3 separate regions of the Homo sapiens genome follow, and all the other regions are linked to region 3. The links are chromatin contacts, found by Hi-C in ENCODE. All regions are on one chromosome and are shown on one strand. The core of a region is the stretch at or near the end of the contact, and the rest is flanking DNA. Distances in the headings are between cores, read along the strand shown. Region 1 holds the start of SEC61A1 (SEC61 translocon subunit alpha 1). Region 2 holds the start of RNF7 (ring finger protein 7). Region 3 holds the start of CEP63 (centrosomal protein 63).

Region 1 (4,389 bases), core at 456-2,955, 6.4 Mb after region 3:
CAACTCTAGTCCTCTCCTTTTCTTCCAAAGTGACATTCTCATGTCTGGCCCTTGTTATTCATCTCCTAATGTTCCCCACCTACAATTATGTTCTATCAATAGCAACTACATCTAATAACCTCCCATCCAAACATGCTACACTCTTGTCACCAATGCCTTTGCAAACTATATACTCCTTTTATTTGGAATTCCTTTCCGTCCCTTCAAGGAGACTTCTATTTCTCCTTCAAAACCACCATAAGACATCATGTCTCCCAGAGTTAATCCCTTCCTGAGCCACTGCTATACCTTGCACGTATTTCCCTTGTTCCGTCTACCACACTGAGTTACAAGGCCAAGGTCACATAGCTATTAAGGTGCTATGTAAAGGGTGGGACCTAGGCTTGCCTGCCTCCAGAGCCATGCCCCTTCGCTACACTGGAATTGAGGGGGTAAAGCTTTACAAATTCGTCCATTAAAAGCAGCACATGGGCATTTATATGAAACTATTTTACGTAAAAAAATGAAAGTGGATTCCAAGCACCCAAGTGTCCATGTGAATGCTTTAACAACAGTTTGAAAAATAATGTGAGGACACAAACATTTTATTCCCCACTCTCTAACCTAGGAACCTAATGAAACTTTTTTTCGTTGACAGCTGTAGTTACACTGGCAACACTCACTCCACACAATTTCTGATTCAGCACAGCTCTAAATTTAATCTTTCCTTGTTTTAATACACCGTCTGTGAAAAGCAGCAGACTTCACAAAAGAATAGCCTTTATTCCCCCTATTGTGACAGCCTACATAAAAGGTACAAAATCATTTGTAAATACTAAAGTGACAGCCCTTCCCTTTAGCAGCTGGATACAAAGGGCATCTCCTGGGAAAAAAAACCAACCCGTGATCTGCTCCCGTTGGAGGTGAAAAAGGGAGGGTAACTCAATCTGCTATCCTAACTGAGGCCTTATTCATTCATGGCCCGGATCCATTTTTGGGACAGGGCAACCGGAGGCTTTGTTCTCGGAGCAACATCCACCAAAGATGCTCCAAATAAAGCACAGTGATTTCAGTGGAAATTTCCACACAACCAGGTCACCTTTCGACAGCTCTCCGGAATAACAGAGCACAACTACACTCCAAGGGAAGAGAAGGGAGAGTTTCCATTGCCGTGCTGAAGCCATTTTTAATCATACTGTAAACTTCCAGAGTCCAGACAGTTTCCTGAAACCTTCTTTGTTGGCGATTTGGGGTACTTACCTTCCTCTCTGGCTTCTGAATTTCCGGCAGGATGACACAGAAGGGCTTGATGACTTCCAGAAATTTGACTTTGATGGGAGAAACAAAACAGGAAGAGTTGGGACACAGAGAAGTAACCTTCCGCGCTACCCAGGGACGCCTTCTGCCCACGACGAGTGAGAGCAGGGGCCAGGGGAGCCGGCCGCACCCCGGACGCGTGGGGATACTCGAGAAGGGCCGGGGGCACGGGCCGCGTTCTGCAGGGGGCCGGTCAGGGTTGGCCGGCGGGCGCCCGACCGCACGGGTGTGGGGAAGGGGGATCTGTTCCGTCCCGGCCTCAATAGGGCTTCCCTACAGGACTCACTTGCCATGGCGGCGGCTGCTCGGGCTCCGGGTCCCGCTTCAGCTCAGCTCTGCTCCGCGTGAGGCGACGCTGCCCGCGGCCCAGCGCGTTCCACTGCACAGCAGCTCCGCCGAGAGACACGTCAGTGCTAGCCCGGCGGCAAGCGGCGCGGCGCGGCGCGGGGCGGGGCCGGGGCCGGGCCTCGGATCGCTTCCGCTTCCTGCCACGCGCGCCCGCCGGCCGCCGCGCTTCGCCGCGCCGCGCCGCTTCGCCGAGACCTCAAGCCCCGGCATGCAGCGGGGCTCCTGGGGCCTGTCGGGAAGGGGCCTGGCGCGCGGGGCCCGCCGGGACTGGGGGTGTGCGGCTGCGCAGACTTGGTAACGCGAGAGCGCGCGGGGAGGGTGTGTCACGCCTCCCGAGACTGGGGCTGTGCGGCCTCACGGAGAAACTGAGGCAGGCGCGAAGCGTCGAGTGCGCGCGTGGCCCTGCAGGCAGGCGGAGACCCTGGTGGCTCCCATACACGTAACAGCACTCACTGCTCTTTGACGTTAGTGAATAGACCGTAAGCTCCCTGGAGCAGGGACCTTATCCCAGCGTCTACCGCGGCGCCCGTCACCTAGTAGGTCTCCGTCATTACCTGCTGAGTAGGGCGCGGGCTGGTGGGGCTTACCGAGCACCCTCGCTGTCTGAGTCATTAAGCAAACCCGGAGGCTTGTCGTGGGTGTGGGTCCCCTTCCATCTGAGAACGAATGGGATGAGTTTCTGGAGAGACTTGGCCGGAGAAGGGCCGGGGCAGCTCGGGAAGTAGTCTGCCTCACAGAAGAATTCAGGAAGGCCTCCTGGGAGAGTACCTTTGTGCCGAGCCTTGATAGATTCTGGCGAGAAGGAATGAGGGAACAGGTTGAGGAGACTGTTGTGGGCAAAGCATGGCGGTGTGATTGCCTAAGATCGGTGTGGGAAAGGGGGATAACGGGTAGGGCAAGGGATGCTGGGGCTGGGGGTTGGAATTTACTTTCAGGCATCTGTAGTCAGTAGGTATGATGTCATCTAAGAGAAACAGACTTAATGCTGTGAGCATTTAGCAGGGAGGAGGTGGGCACGCCTTGTGGGATCAGGCAAGGTTTCATGGAGCTAAACCTTGACCAGGACAGGTAGAAGTTGAGGGTACATATGTGGCAAGATGCTTTTTTGCTTTTAATTTAGGTGTCAACTATTTGGATTTTTCCATTCTCACCCATTTCTAGCAGATAATCAGGTTTTGTACATTCTTGGCTCAGAAAGTTGGACAGGACAGGAAGTCTTTTTTGGAATACAAACCCACTGGTGGAAAATTCAAAGGACTACTGGGAACAGGCAGGTAACTTCAGTGAAGTGGTCTAGGTGTGACATCACTTGATATCCATCCCCCACCAAAAAGGGGAAAAAGAAGACATTGACTCTTTATTCAGAGTCTGAAATGCAACCCATCTTCACTTCCAGGACCCACTGATGATCTCTTCTGGAGTTTTGGCCTGAAGCTAAAACTGGCAGCCCCTGGACTAAGTTCAGCATATAGACTAGATCCGATATTTAGCCATTATGCACCCTGCACCATATTGATGGTTAAAATGTTGAAATATTTCGAGGGTAAATAGTATAGTAATTACAATAAATATTACAATTAGTTAATAGAAATTTTAATATAAACTCATTGGTTTGTGCTAATAGTTGTAGGATGTCAGTACCATTGATAACAGGCCTCCTGTTGTTTCCACATTATGACACAATCTGGCCTGTGTCACTGCAGGGACTGCAGCCAAGTTACGTGTGTTAAATCACTGATTGCTTTAGGAGAATCACTAGTTTAAAATATTTTTATTGGACTGGGTGCAGTGGCTCACACCAGTAATCCCAGCACTTCGGGAGGCCAAGGCAAGAGGATCACTTGAGCCCAGGAGTGCAAGACCAGCCTGGGCAACATGGCAAAACCCTGTCTCTAGAAAAAAATACAGAAAAAAATTAGCTAGGCATGGTGGCGCATGCCTGTAGTCCCAGCTACTGGAAAGGCTGAGGTGGGAGGATCCCTTGAGCCTGGGAGGTCGAGGCTGCAGTGAGCTGAGATCTCACCACTGCACTTCAGCCTGGGTGACGACAGAGTGAGACTCTGTCTCAAAAAATAATAAAATATTTCTATTGTAAGCACATACATTAATTCTTCGGAAAATAGGTATGCAGTGTTTTATATTTATACATTTAAGATTTTATTATAGGATATTAGAAACATCCACCTAGAATGAAAGAGACCACAAAAATCTGGATGAATTTTCAATACTTTTAAGTATGATAAATGTAAATCTTGATATCTGCAGAAGAATAAACAAGAAATTTGTAATAATAATGAATCCCCGCCTGGAACTTCTTTTGATACTGTTTAAGAATCAGCACAAAATAAAATTTATAATTTATAAGATAAACTTTATTACATAAAATCTATAGTTTTGTAGTGAAAAAATAATTTTTTTCAACCAAAAATTTGACATTGCTAGTGACAGAAATGTTGGGTACTGAGTGCTCAGAAGTTCTATTGTTAAAAGATCAAAGTGTTAAACATATATTCATCAGAATGCTCTTAAAGCTTGTGCAAGTGAAGAAAAATTGTGATTATCGATGAGAAAAGAACTTAAAAGAATATAATCAGTTTCATAAATTAAGTATTTGAAAACTTAGAACTCCCAAAAAGGTTATCAGAGTGAGGATAAAGCAATCAAAAAGATTTAGGGCCAAGCTTGGTGGCTCATGAAATCCCAGCACTTTGGGAAGCCAAGGTGGGCAGATCACTTGAGGCCAGG
Region 2 (4,327 bases), core at 371-2,870, 7.3 Mb before region 3:
AGAGTAGCTGGAGGCCACCATGCCTGGTCAGCTTTTTATTTTAATTTTTAATTGTACAGACAGGGTCCTGCGATGTTGCCTAGGCTGGTCTCAAACTCCTGGGCTCAAGTGATCCATGTAAAATAAGTGGGTCATGTCTAATATCAAGGTCTTTCAAAAGAGAAAGATAAAAATATCTGAATCCAATTGTTGTAAATCCTCTTTGAAACAAGCCCTTAGGAATAAAAGACAAAAGAGCATAAACTGCGAAATCTCTTGATTCTGGTATGTTTACAGTCTCACCCCCCTTAAGGTGAGCAATTCTCTGTATGTTCTCCAATTCTCTCATTTTTCAAGACAAGTCACAGTTTTCAAACGATAGAAATGTCCGTTTTCTTTAACTACCCTCAATAAAGAATTCCACTGAAGAGGGTCTCATAGTAATTTTAAATGCCCTATCTGAAAATACAACTTGCATTTAAATAGCACCTGCTTTTCAAAGTGGTCTGAGTTCTTAGAACCATATAAAATATAACAAGATTAAGCTGTTCTGAAAAGTTTCACTTGGTCTAATATTTTAACTCAAAATATCACAGAAAGAAGACATATTTGTAAGAGGGTTCTCCACAAAGGCATGACTCAGAGCAGCACAGTATCTTCTCCAGGAAATGGCATCCAATATGGAGAGGGGGGTGTGATGGAGGTGAAGTTTTACGTTTCTGAAAAAAGGGCTTACAATTCTTCAGCTTCCATGAAACTTAGATATTCTTGAACCACACTGTTCCCTTCAAGCCACGCTAGTGCTATCTGACCCGTCTTAAATCAATCCAGATTTAAAAGCCATTCGAAGAGCGGCGGTAAGCTAATCCGGAAATGCAATGGCTATGAACACTTTCCTGCGTCCCTCGAGGAGAACTAAGGGTGTCGTTTTGTGGAAGATGACTCTGGAGCATCACTTTGGTGGTGACCAAGACTATTAAAGTTCACTGCTGAATCACGGCCTTTACCCTGACCACCTTGTGTTGAGCTTTTAGAGGTGGGGCTGGGGCTGGACACACAAACCGAAGTGTTTCCTGCTAGTTCCCAACAATCACCCGGTTTTACTTTCTTGGTCACACCCATCACTACCTGAAATTACCTTGTTTAACTCCGTTTATTGCCCGTCTCTCTCCCTAGAACACCAACCACCCGGCGCAGGGCGCCTGTTGCACAACCCCGCAGCCCCAGGCGGCGGCCGCAGCCCTCAGGAGCCGCAGCAGGAGCGTGGCTCCGCGTTCCTCCGGCGCCGGGGCAGGGCGACCTCCACCCACTCTCCCAGGCAGGGCACTTTCCGAGGCTTCTGACGGACGCCCGTCCCTTCCCAACCCCGAGGTCGGCTCCCGGAGGCCGCAGGGCGGCCCTGGACTCGCGTGCAGCGCTTACCCATCACCTGGACCCTGCAGATGGCGCACGTATCGCACTCCACGTCCCAGCTCCACATGGCCACCGCGTTCCACTTCTTGAGGGAGAACATCTTGTCGCCTCCCGACTTGGAGCCTGAGCTCCCGGAGTGAGAGGCCAGGGCGCAGGTTTCCTCTCCGTCTTCCACGTCGGCCATGGCGGCGCCGCGGAGCCGACGGCGGAGACGTTGGCTTGGGGAAGGCGGAAGGCTAGGGCGGCTCTGTGGAGCCGCCCGACGGGCCACAGCGCCGCCCGCAGGCCGCCAGCCACCGTGGTGCCTAGACCCCGGCTGCCCACGATTGGCTGGCGCGGCACAGTGACGTCACCTGACGCCAGCGCCAGGGGGGCGGGCAGGCCCCGCCCTCGCCGTCCTAGGCCAACTGAGAGGGCTCGGGCCCTTATGGGGCGACGCCGCTGAATCTGCCTGCTGCGCTGCGGGGTGTTACGTCTGAGCAGGCGCACAGATTGTGCAGGGATATGTGTCCTGCTTTACGGCTTCATTAAACCTACTGCTCTCAGAAATTATCTTGTTAATTTATTCGTTTGTCTCTTCCCTCCCAAATGTAAAACTCTATCAGAGCAGGAAACATGTTGCTATCACCACATTATCCTCCGTATCTGCAAAATGCCTGGCCACAGGAGGCACAATTATTTGTTGAGTGAATAAATGATCTTAAAGATCTAGAAATCTGGTTCAGTGATTCTCAAAACTTTTTGGTCCCAGGACTCCTTTTCACTTAAAAATTATTAGGACCTTAAAGAACTTTTATTTATGTAGGAAATGTGTAAATATATATATATATACACACACACATATTATGTATGAATATATATACACATATACAATGAATATATGTATATTCATATATACATACATTTCCTGTATATGTATACACACATATGTAGAGATTAATGTTTGCTTTTGAAGAAATTAAAACATTTTAAAATGTATTCATTAAAAATCACAGTAGTAACCTCATTACAGGTTATCATTAGAGGGATGACTTCACATACCATGTAGTTGCTAGAAACTCCGGTGTACACTCGTAGAATGAGAGTGAAAAGAGAGAAATAGCTCTAAATATTGTTAGGCAACTAGTTTGCCCTCTTTTGACCGCTAAAAGAGGTCGGGATCCCAGGAGTCCCGGTGTGTGGCGACACAACCCACACTTATTTTTCAGGCCCCGCTCCCTCAGCTGCACAGTCTCCATTCCTTCTGCTCAGTACATTTGAGCTAGTTTAACTTCCTCTTTTTATATGTAGGACTAATGAGGTCTGAAGAAGTGAAATGACAAAGATCACATCGTTATTATAGTAGTGCTTCTACGGCTAGCCCACCATCACATGTGTTTCCAAGAAAGCCGGTATCTCCATTGAAAAGAAAACAGAAGCACAGCCAGCCTAAGGAGATGCCTGACCCCACCATCACCTAGTGGTGGACAGCTACTCTGTCAAGTTTGGATTCTGAGCCTCTCCCCATCCCCTCATTTCCTGATACCTGGGCAAAAGCTAACCAGACTAATGGAGCCTGGCAGGGGAAACAAGAATGCATTAATATACAGAAACATAAATATGGACACAGGGTCACATTTGGTTAGATGCAAATGCGTATTTGTTGAGTGGTGTGTTAAGGGCTGTGAGGGTACAGGATGCAGTGAGGGAAAGCCTCATGAGAGAGGTAGAGGATGCAGTGAGGGAAAGCCTCATGAGAGAGTAGAGGATGCAGTGAGGGAAAGCCTCATGAGAGAGGTAGAGGATGCAGTGAGGGAAAGCCTCATGAGAGAGGTGAAGTTTGAACTGGGGGAACATGGGAGGTCTTCAGGGCCAGTGGAGAGAGCAAACCTCTCTGAGCTGTTGGCCAGAGCAGGGCACAATGGTGGCAGCAGACAGGAATTGGACCACACCTACTTTATAAGCCAGACACCCATTGGAGTGAGCACACAAAACATGTGTTCTCTTCTTACTGAACGACCACACATCTGCCTAGAGATGGCTGTAAATGCTAGGTATCTAACAAAGAAGGAAGGCTGGCACCAGAGGAGGATAAAACGCACCCAGTTGGTGAGAAGTTTGAAAGTCAAAAGGATGAAATGGTGAAAAGGAAAAGAATGGTTTCGCTGGAGGAATGGTATGTGCCCTTGCTGAGGCATGAAATCTGGAGAGAGGTGTCTGCTGCAATGAAATTTAAAATAGAAGCCAGGAGGGAGCATAGGGGCGGGAAGTGGGAAGGCAGGTGGAGGAGATGAGTACAGTTTTGACACACTGCATGTCAGGAGAACTTTTTCTCCTGACAAAAAGAACAGGAATGAGTGATGCGCCAGAGTTCAGTGCAACAAGCAAGCATGCATGGGGAGAAAGGAAAGCAGGAGTGAGGCAGAAAGTTCAGGCTGCAGCAGCTGTTCAGGCGTGGTGGGGCCAACGGGTCCCCTGTGATTACCTTCCTTTGGTTCACCTTCATGAGGGCTTGTCTGCCATCATGAGCACCCAAAGGGCAGGAACTATAGGTGGCCTTGAATGCAGCAAAACAAATATCTGTCCTTCTCATGGCCTGCTCAGTTCCCACTCCACCACTGTGCATTGTTCCTCTCACCAGTCCTTGGTGTGTGGTGACACAACCCACACTTATTTTTCAGGCCTGGCTTCCTCAGCTGCACAGTCTCCTTTCCTTCTGCTCAGTACATTGAAGACGTAGTTTCTTTCATTTTGAGGACTTCTCTTAAGCAAAATATTTGAGGACTAACTAATAAATATTTAGGAAAAACTTGTCTCAGTACAAGTGGACATTTTTGTTATTTCTTTGGTCCTCACTCCAACCATCATTTCCCCCTTCTATGCCATTCATCTTTAACAAAATAAGTTTTCCTGTTGCCAGGGAGGTAAAACTTTCACTCTACCCTCTTAGGTTCAG
Region 3 (4,384 bases), core at 1,223-3,722:
CACGTGATTCTCCTGCCTCAGCCTCCCGAGTAGCTGGGATTACAGGCGCACACCACCACACTCGGCTAATTTTATTGCATTTTCAGTAGAGACGGGGTTTCACTATGTTGGCCACACTGGTCTCAAACTCCTGACCTCATGCCCACCTCGGCCTCCCAAAGTGCTGGGATTACAGGCGTGAGTCACCGCGCCCGGCCAACCACTTCTTCAGTAATATGAATAATACACATGGACAGGGTTAGGGGCATGGTTTCAGGATGAAACTATTCCACCTCAGATCATCAGGCATTAGTCAGATTCTTATAAGTGTGCAACCTAGATTCCTTGCATGCGCAGTTTACAATAGGGTTCGTGCCCCTAGGAGAATCTAACCTCACGGCTGATCTGACAGGAGGCAGAGCTCAGGTGGTAGGTAATGCTCACTAGCCTGTCACTCACCTCCTGCTCTGTAGCCTGGTTCCTAACAGGCCACGGACTGGTACTGCTCTGCGGCCCCGGGTTTGGGGGCCCCTGGTTTAGAGGACACAAAGGCAACAGAGATACATGTTAAAGGATACTGTGCGATGCAATCTGCTAAATTTAGAACTGTAAGGAAAAATAGGGGCTAATCCCATAGCTATAACTATGAGGGAACAAATATAGATTAAAAGATGTCAAATGTGCATCACCCAAACACAATAGGCAGATCCCTGTGGGATTTTGGTTCAAACAAGCTAATTGTAAAAAGACATTTAAGAGACAGTTGAAGAAATCGTTATCTGACTGGATATTGACATTAGAGAATTTTTATTAATTTGTGTATGTGTAATGACAGTACTGTGGCTCTGTAAAACTGAAAAACCTAGCTCCTGATGGGGGCGGGGAGGCGGACTAAAATAACATAAAGATCGGAGATTCAGTTCCTGAAACCTTCTGTCAATGTTGGCTTTAGCTGAATTTCAAGTCAAGTTGACATTTTTTGAAAGCAGGAAGCAATGACAGAGTGGACTACTGATGCTGTCACCATCTGCCAGCACAACATAAATTAGAACAGAAAGGACTAAGCAAAGGTCTTCCACCATTTTAACGAGAGGAAATGGCATCAGTACAATCAACATACACAATTTTTACAAACAACTTTTAGATTTGCATCTACATACATTTTAAAAGGCAGTGTGCCTGTTTATAAATCTCTACTCTAATTTAGTTTCAGAGCTTTTTACTACCCTGATCACTGATAATGCCACAGTCAAAAAGCAAACTCAAAATAAAAATCAATCTAAAAATGGTACTGCATGCCAAATAAGAAAATATATACACTTTATCATTAAGCTACAGCTAACAGAAATCTAATCAACGATCCTTATGATTTCCTCGTATCTAAAAAATAAATGCAAGCACTTGAGGAACTGTATAAATACAGGGCATCTACCCTACAATACTGCTTTATTAAAATAATAAATTCTTTTAATAAGTTTAACCAGACATAAGGCTCAGGGAAAACTACTCTGTGCATATCAGCGTACGGTGCTGAAACTGTAAAAGACGACCTGTCTCTGACATCATACTCATCTTTACTCTCCTGATGTCGTAAGGGACGTAAGAAAAACCACATTATAAGCCTAAATGTACTGTCTTCAAGTATCTCCATGATTAAAGTGTTCCTAAGAAACCGTCCTTATTTCTTTCTATCCCTCATTTGTGTGCATGGAGCCGTTAGTTCAGGGTTCTCCAATTTCAGTCCACGATTTATGCCACATTTCCGTACCTCTTGTACTAACATAACCGTTTAAACCAACTCACTATTTTAAAAGCTGCCAACCTTAACATGCCACACTAAATGAGCGGGTCCCCTTGTGCCGTGAATGAAGTAGTCCCAACAGCGCTAGCTAGACAGCAGCCCTGGCAGGGAGGCCGCACTGGGGTCTCTCCGCTGAAAAGGAAGGTGGGTCCGCCGGGGAAGGTGAGTACTGGGCGCAGCTCGCTCGCCCACCTGGCCACTCTCCGAAGCGCCCCCAGCCACCTGGACTCCGAGGAAGGGCTGACCACCTGGCGGGGCCGAACCCCACGCCGGGCTGCGCCACGCCAGACTCCGCCAGTGTGCAGGGCATAGCGGGCCAGGCCGAGGGACTGGGCTTCGGGGCGGACCCAAGCCGGCGGGGACGCGCCTGGTGGTTCGCAGGCCGTTGCGCAAACCGGCCGCAAGCCATGAGGCCGCGAAGCCAGAATCACCAAGGCAGCCTGGGCCGCCTCCAGACCAGGACACGGCAGCCCCTTGCCCCTCCAACTTGCGCACCGGCGGTTACAGGGTTGCCGCAAGCACGCCCCTGAGCCTTCCCGCCGTTACCTCGGGCCGGCGCTGCGCACGCGCGCCACCGCTAAGCTTACGTCCAGCCTCTGTAGTCGGCGCGTTTGTTCCGCCCACTGCCCCCACACTTTTAATAATTGAAACAATGCCTTCTCCAGACTTCCCCTGCACGCGAGCAAATGAACTCACCCACATCCGGGAATCCGAGGAAAGCGAGTGCAGACACGTGATGCGGGGGAGGGGGGGGGGGCGTGGCAGGAGCAAGCGTCTGCCGCGGTGGCCGGGTGCCGGTAAGGGTTTCCAGCGCCCCCGGCCTAGGTTTTGGAGGCGCGGGAATGCGTTCGTTGCTCAGTGTCGGACTTCCCCCTATTCCCATCGGCCGAGGCTGTCACTTTACGCTCATAACCGTTTTTCTTTACTGCACTCGTGTCGGGAGGAAAGGGACTTGCGTGGCACCCCCAGACCTCCCCGTCTCCGCTTCCACGTTTGGTACATCCTGCCTGAGGCAGGAAGCCGCAGCTGAGGGACGGCCTGTCGTACGGTGCGGATGGTGGTGGCCTGCGAGGCTCATTTCTAGCAAGGAACAAGGCTTTCCCGCTTTGATTTTATAAATATTATGTTTACAAAGCTGTAATATATAGAAATTGATAAGACGTGTCCCTGTCCCTGGAAACGCAGGCACCGCGTGTTTGGAAAGACATTCATCTGGGCTGTTTGACAGACTCCCCAGTTGGTGCCATGCTCTGTGCTTAGGGAACTGTGAGACCCCTGGAGGGGTGGGTACCGGGACCGCACTCAGCCTGGGGTTTGGAGGCGGCCTCCTATAGGAAGCGACCTGGGACCTAAGATTTTTAGACTGACTGTGGGTTCACTGGAATAAAAAGGAAGAAACAAAGAGCATTGCAGGCATCGGGACTGTCACGTGAGTAAGAAAAGTTTGTTCAGGAAACAGTGGTCGTACTGGGTGACGAGTACTTGGGACGGTGGCTTTAATACACAAGATAATCAGTGTGCCCTGGGCATTGATTATCTTGATGCTTCCCATCCTTCCAGCCCCTTATGAGGGAAGGCACCTTCGCGCCTAATCCCGGAAATGGGATGTTGACCTTCAAGAGCTGACGCCTGCGTTTATCTTGAAAGGAAGAGTGGCATTAGTGATGTGGAAAAGGGGGTTTTAACTGTCAAGGCTGGAAAATGTGACAGGGTTGGAGGTGTTTGGAGAAGGGACAGGTGAAAAAGATTGAGACCAAATGTGGAAAGATCTACTAAGGAATCATGGGTACAAAATGTACACGTAACAGTTGGAGGCAATAATACCTGAGCAATTGACCACAAAGCTGACCTAGCTTGTTTAGTAGATTAAGTTAGGACAAGAAGCAAGAGTTCAAGGATAGAAGGCCTACTGAAGCTCGAGTGATTTGAGAAAACTTTACAAAGGTGGAAAATCTACGTGGGCCTCCGAAAGTCAGGTTTGGATCAGCTGAGGAAAGTGAGAAGGGTATCCCAGGAGACAGAGCAGCAAGGACAAAGGAGTAGCAGCAGGAAAGTGGGGAGCACTTGTAAGACAGGGACTTCAAAAGTATAACCAAAACTTCGTCTTGCTTTGAGTTATCCACTGGGTAGTACTCGGTTAATTATTGAGTACTGGATTAATTAAGCCCTCACCTGGCTCACCGGTGACAGAAGTAGCAGGGCGCATTTTGCTTAACTTTTGCCGAGATCCTTGTCATGGGGGTGTAAACCCTTTCCCACACCAATCTGTGTATAATTTTTGCCAAGGTGTTAGGGATATCTTGCAGTTATCCTATGGGGGACAGCTGTGAGCCTTTTTGGTTTTTTTTGTTTTTTTTTTTCCGAGACGGAATCTTGCTCTGTCGCCCAGGCTGGAGTGCAGTGGCGCGTGGCGCTATCTCGGCTCACTGCAAGCTCCGCCTCCCAGGTTCACGCCATTCTCCTGCCTCAGCCTCCCGAGTAGCTGGGACTACAGGCGCCTGCCACCATGCTCGGCTAATTTTTTGTATTTTTAGTAGAGACGAGGTTTCACCCTGTTAGCCAGGATGGTGTTGATCTCCTGACCTCGTGATCCGCCCACCTCGG

The links. A loop is a pair of places that touch in the nucleus more often than their neighbours do. Pooled maps may share reads with other maps.
Region 1: a map of B cell shows a loop between it and region 3 (18-fold over the local background). The contact joins the promoter of SEC61A1 here to the promoter of CEP63 in region 3. A Hi-C loop is called at or near these places in 2 of 168 maps with a recorded cell type or tissue (B cell and naive thymus-derived CD4-positive, alpha-beta T cell) and 3 of 50 pooled maps.
Region 2: a loop to region 3 is called in a map of B cell, with 17 times the contacts of the local background. The contact joins the promoter of RNF7 here to the promoter of CEP63 in region 3. A Hi-C loop is called at or near these places in 2 of 168 maps with a recorded cell type or tissue (B cell and CD8-positive, alpha-beta T cell) and 5 of 50 pooled maps.

The regions. Positions count from the first base shown.
Region 1 is chr3:128,049,753-128,054,141 of GRCh38, reverse strand. It overlaps SEC61A1 (SEC61 translocon subunit alpha 1), which reads right to left and starts at 1,705. Exons shown (of 12, transcript NM_013336.4): 1 at 1,583-1,705; 2 at 1,240-1,307. The coding sequence starts at 1,589. LOC102723759 (a long non-coding RNA gene) reads left to right here and starts at 1,967. Exons shown (of 4, transcript XR_007096073.1): 1 at 1,967-2,180. RefSeq lists a silencer at 1,392-2,031 and a cis regulatory region at 1,524-2,140.
Region 2 is chr3:141,735,591-141,739,917 of GRCh38, reverse strand. It overlaps RNF7 (ring finger protein 7), which reads right to left and starts at 1,620. Exons shown (of 3, transcript NM_014245.5): 1 at 1,402-1,620. The coding sequence starts at 1,576. RefSeq lists enhancers at 469-1,147, 1,348-1,587, 1,148-1,827, 1,938-1,987, 2,028-2,077 and silencers at 1,148-1,327, 1,588-1,847.
Region 3 is chr3:134,484,145-134,488,528 of GRCh38, reverse strand. It overlaps CEP63 (centrosomal protein 63), which reads right to left and starts at 2,472. Exons shown (of 15, transcript NM_001353108.3): 1 at 2,327-2,472. It overlaps ANAPC13 (anaphase promoting complex subunit 13), which reads left to right and starts at 2,544. Exons shown (of 3, transcript NM_015391.4): 1 at 2,544-2,577. RefSeq lists enhancers at 1,540-2,358, 2,450-2,559, 2,640-2,739, 2,770-2,889.